2 separate regions of the Mus musculus genome follow, and region 1 is linked to region 2. Evidence: chromatin loops called from intact Hi-C (ENCODE). Cell type or tissue: heart. All regions are shown on one strand.

The links. Peaks named below come from ENCODE experiments on the same cell type or tissue, not always from the same donor. Only the 100,000 strongest peaks of a DNase experiment are listed, where the experiment ranks them.
Region 1: a loop joins it to region 2, with 2.1 times the contacts of the local background. A loop is called at or near these places in 2 of 42 quality-filtered maps.

Annotation. Positions count from the first base shown.
Region 1 is chr1:73,913,907-73,916,406 of GRCm38, reverse strand. It overlaps Tns1 (tensin 1), which reads left to right. Exons shown (of 33, transcript NM_001289895.2): 33 at 1,733-2,500. The coding sequence ends at 1,877. Among named protein-coding and RNA genes, the nearest start is that of 6030407O03Rik, 51 kb to the right of the region's middle. In heart, no CTCF peak of the experiment used is centred here; DNase peaks (open chromatin) are centred at 536, 1,006 and 2,066; H3K27ac peaks cover 1,487 bases.
Region 2 is chr1:74,396,457-74,398,956 of GRCm38, reverse strand. Ctdsp1 (CTD (carboxy-terminal domain, RNA polymerase II, polypeptide A) small phosphatase 1) reads right to left here. Exons shown (of 7, transcript NM_153088.2): 7 at 1,672-2,500. Among named protein-coding and RNA genes, the nearest start is that of Mir26b, 3.4 kb to the right of the region's middle. In heart, CTCF peaks have their summits at 569 (motif pointing right) and 1,403; DNase peaks (open chromatin) are centred at 596 and 1,406; H3K4me3 peaks cover 1,470 bases; H3K27ac peaks cover 1,753 bases.

The DNA of each region.
Region 1 (2,500 bases), 480 kb after region 2:
ATACTCTGTGGGGGGAAGCAGGAACAGGGCAGGGCTCTAGGCCAGGGGTCTAATATGGGCCTGCATGCCAAGTTCTCTGAGATGAAGAGAAAGAGAATATATCCTGCATCTTCATGCTAACAAAGACGTGTCTAGGCATGGAGTCTGAAGGACTTGTGGAAGGAAAGACTACTTCAAAATGAGCAGGTGTATTTTGGGTAGATAGAAATGGGTTCAGAGGTTCAAGGAGGGGACTGTATGACTGTAGGTTCCTGAGGACAGGGTGGGGTCTGTCAGTTGTTGACAGTTGTTGAATAAAAAAAATAGATTCCAGAAGTGTCCAGAGTGGGCCAAAGAGAGAACACCTTGCTTGGGAATAGAGAGAACCAGCTAGGAATCTAATCCAGAGGGAAGGCAGATGCCTCAGCCTCCTGAGACCTTCACAGAATCAAAAGGGACCTCACTCACCTCCTGTGCCTTCCCATGTCACTGAATCTCTTCATGATACTGCCAGACAGGTAGACAGCCCAGAGTTTACCAGTGGGTCAGATGGCAATGTTCAGAGCAAGCACAATGGCTGTGTGTGTGTCCTGGCAGAGTCAGGCAGAGAGGCCTATTTGCTTCTACTCTGGGAGCTCAGGGATGCCCCTCCCCCTGCCGGGATCATGCTACATATCATGCTACAGTCAGTCAGCCTGGAGATGGAACTGCCCTGACCATCTCCTGGCTATTATCACAGGGCTTCAGGTCCTGCAACAGAGTCGGGAGAATAAAGCTGTTTGAAGTACAGGTCGTGTATGTGTGTGTGTGTGTGTGTGTGTGTGTGTGTGTGTGTGTGTGTGTTTCCTCATCATCTGCATGTGCATGCCATGTGAGTATGCATTTGCTGTGTGCCTGTGCACAGGTGTGAGTAGAGTGTTTGTCTGTATATGCTTGCACAGACACACACAGGCAGGCAGAAGCCAGCCCGGCTAATTTTAGCTGTGGGTGCCACGCATACCCAGCTGAGGGGTTTCCGTTGGCATTTCCAGCTGTCCTGATTTCCCCATCTCTCTCTAATTAGCAACATGCCGGCCGGGAGGGGCCCTGAGCTCACATTCTGTTCTCTGCTCTCATATTTTTAACTCTGTTTATCAGAGACAGAGAGAGAGAGAGAGAGAGAGAGAGGAGAGAGAGAGATTGCTGGGTCACCCCCATTGGTGTTGGAGGGGGCAGGGGACAGGTGTGGGGTTCTTTGACCCTCCTATTTTCAGGGCTTCCCAGTGTTCAGAGCCAGGAGGGTGTGTGTGTGTGTGTGTGTCTGTATGTGGAGAAAAAGAGACAGACAGACAGAGGAGGTGGGGTGAGGTGGCAGGAGGGAGAGTAGACTTGGGGAGGTGAGGACTTGCCTACCCTTTGTCTCTCTGACCACCTAGGAAGTATGTCCTGTAGGAACCCTCAGGTAGGGCTGAGAAAGAGCCTAAAGAAGCTCTTGGACTCTTCCTGCCTCCTGTCCAGTCTCCTTGCAGGCTTTCTAACAAGTCTTGTTACTCAAACCCATCTTCCACCGCTGCTCCCCAGGGGAATGTCACCTGCCCTGAAACAAAGCTAGCCATTGTCCCCAGGACTTGGCTTTAAAGAGCTAGCCCCAGTTCTAGATGTTTGGAGAGGTACGGAGGCTGGAGAAGACAGGCTGGCCTGAGGCATGCTTTCCTGCCGGCTTGCCCTCTAGAGCCTGGGTCTTTACATAGGCATCCTCTCCCACCCCTTGTAGGCTCTTTGGCTTCGTGGCCCGGAAGCAGGGCAGCACCACAGACAACGCTTGCCACCTCTTCGCAGAGCTTGACCCCAACCAGCCTGCGTCTGCCATCGTCAACTTCGTCTCCAAGGTCATGCTGAGTGCTGGCCAGAAGAGATGAACGAAATCGGGAGCCCTCGCCCAAGGCTAGGGCATCGGGGATGGGGTGTGTGGGGAGGGGACCTGTGAATCCTGACCACCTTGAATCCAGAACCAGGACTTTGGGTCGCCCGTGGAGAAGGAAAGAAGAAAGTGCAATGTTGGGAGAGGAAAGTGAATGGCGGAGGGGGGAGGCAAGCAAGCGGGAGGAAGAGGAAGGAAGGAAGAAGAGAGGCACTCAGAATCCCCTGTATGGATGGAAGCCACACCCCCAAAGCCTCTCCAGCTAGCTGGGGCTCCTCCCCCTTCTGAGAGACTTGCGCTCCCGCAGGGAACACACAGGCCTCCTTGGGGGCGGGGGACCATATTTCACAGAGCAATGGAAAAGCTCCCTCTCCCCAACCCTCCTGCTCTGAGAGAAGAAATCGAACTGAGGCTTCTTCTCTGGAGGTAAGGTTGCTGGTGGCCAGCGTATGACATCAAGCAGTGACAGTTTTTCACATTTTGCTCACCCGGGGCACCCGTGGTCTGTGCTTGCTCTGACTCCTTGTTGCAGGGCATAAATGTGCCCCCCCCTCCACGCGCTGATCGATACTCTGCCTGTGTCCACTCAACTCAGATTACAAACAGCTCTCTCTGCTTGTC
Region 2 (2,500 bases):
AAACTTATCTTACCTCTTTCCTTAAATTTCAGGTTGCATGCACACCTGCACTCGCTATGCCTAACTTCCTTTTTCTCTTTTTCTGACTTTCTTTTAATTAATTAATCATGCTTTAATTCCAGAAATACTCCCAATGGGCCCCAGAGGGACTTACCCTCAGAGGCCTCTCTGGAGTAACTAACACCAAAGAAACATTAACGACGTTCAGTAGTGGCAGCTGATCCTAGAGAAAGAATACTCATATTTAAAAGTTACAAAGTATCGCCGGGCGTGGTGGCACATGCCTTTAATCCCAACACTCGGGAGGCTGAGACAGGCGGATTTCTGAGTTCGAGGCCAGCCTGGTCTACAAAGTGAGTTCCAGGACAGCCAGGGTTATACAGAGAAACACTGTCTCGGGAAAAAAAAAACCAAAAAACAAAAAAACCCCAAAAGTTACGAACCATCTCTCCATCACTCTAGAATTAATGACATTTTTCTTCTTTACCCTCGACCCCCCCTTTTTAATATGTGTTTTATCTGCATGTATGGCTATGAACCACACACCTGCAGTGCCCTCGGAGGCCAGAAGAGGGCATAGGATCTCTTGGGACTAGAGTTTCTTCTACCATTTGGGTGCTTGAAATTGAGCCGGGATCCTCTGAAAGAGCAGTCAGTGCTCTTAATTGCTGAGCCATCTCTCCAGCTCCGGGAACTAGAGCTGCTTGCGGTAATGTTGAGAAGAGTTCCTTGAGAGCAGAAGCACTGCCTGACACTGGCTGGTGCTGACAAGCAAGTGCCCACACATGTGGTTGAGTTTATTATGCGTGGGCAGAGGGTGTGAGATCGGAGAGTTTGAGTCTCAAGGAAAGCTGGTGCTCTGCTTGTCTGGTCTCCGGGATGCAAATTTGAGGCGACCACCGTTTGCATACAGAGCAGGAAACCAAGCCTGATCCTGGCTGAGGGCGGGCAAAGGCCAGGGACAGGGTATAAATCTTGCCAAAGGCTCTCCCGGTCCATGCAGCTCCAGACCAGAGCTGATTCCAGGATAGGCTTCTTTTCAGGTGGGAGTTTCCTGGAATGGGGTAGGCAGATGCGAAAGGGGGCGGTTTCACATTTATTTCGGGACCCCCTTACCACACACACACACACACACACACACACACACGCGCGCGTGCGCGCGGAGCAAAAGGAAGCTCGGGGCTAAATTCTTGGTGATGATAAGGAAGGGATGGCCTGAGGAGGTTGAGTTAGAGGATAGGGACCAGTATTTGGGAGGTGTACACCACCCCTTCTCCACTGTGTGTGGACGATGTCTGAAGCTCCACGCTTTCAGAGGAAGGTGGACGGTATCAGCTCCCTGGGAGCGCCAAGCTTCGGAGCCCAGTGTTGGTCCACAAGGGCAGGGAGGCCCCTAGCGGCAAGCAACAGCTTGGCCCCGCACTTCCTGCCCCGCCCAGGCGGGGTTCACGGAAGACGAATTTGGCCGAAGGGGCGTGGCTAACGCTGGCCAGAGGCCGCGAGGCGTGGCCAGGGCAAATGCGGGCAGGAGGCCTCTTGGCGCCCGCCCCACCCAGTCTCCTCCTTGCTGGCCCCATTGCCCGGAAGGCTGTCGGCCGAGGGCCGCCTTAATCTGCCCAGCCTTCCGTCTCCCGCCCCGCCCCGCCCCGCATTCCAGAGGTGGGGGCACCGTGCTTTTTGTGTATTTTTTATTTGTTTAGAGTGCGTGTATCTGGGGGTGGGGGGTGGGTAGAGCTCGTGCCATGGTGCATGTGAGGAGGTCAGAGGACAACTTGTGGGAGTTCGTTTTCTCTTTCCATCACGTGGGCTCTAGCAATCGAACTCAGATCGAGTGCCCAGGCAGTCCCTCTTGGCTAACTTCCTCCTGTCCAGCAGGGTTATGAAAAATAGTCAAAACTGCAGTCACAGATGTGAGACATTCTCGCACTTCAGGTCCCTTCCCCAAAAACCACAGAGGCGGAATAGGAGGGGGTCTAGCTTTCTCTTTAGTTATCACTCTGAGGTGCTCAGGTCACAGAGAAGGCACTTAATTGGGAAGGTCATCTGATTCCGGCCATCTTCTCTCCCTTCACCAACCCCCTTGGCACTTGTTTGTGGGTTCACTTAACCCTCATAATCTGGGGAGAGAGCCTAAGGGCTTGAACTGCAGACTCTGCAGGTATGGGGAGGGGCTTTAAAAACAGAAGGCAGAAACCCAGGAGCTGCCCCCAGCCAGCGGGGGGCCATGGAGGAGGCTGCACGGAACAGGGAAGGAGGAGTTGGCACAGGAGGAGCCAGCTTGGTTAAGGTTTGGAGACTCCCTAACCCCACAAGAAGGTTCCACCCCCTGTTGATACTCTGAAGGCACGTGACATCTGGGGTTTAGAGGCACCTAAAAATGAAGCAGAGACAACCCCCTCCCACTAAGCTGGTGGGACTAGCTCACTGCTGGGCACTGAAGGTACTCAATAAATGTCTTTTGAATGAAGAGTAAAAAGGGTTGGGACAGACAGAAGACCCG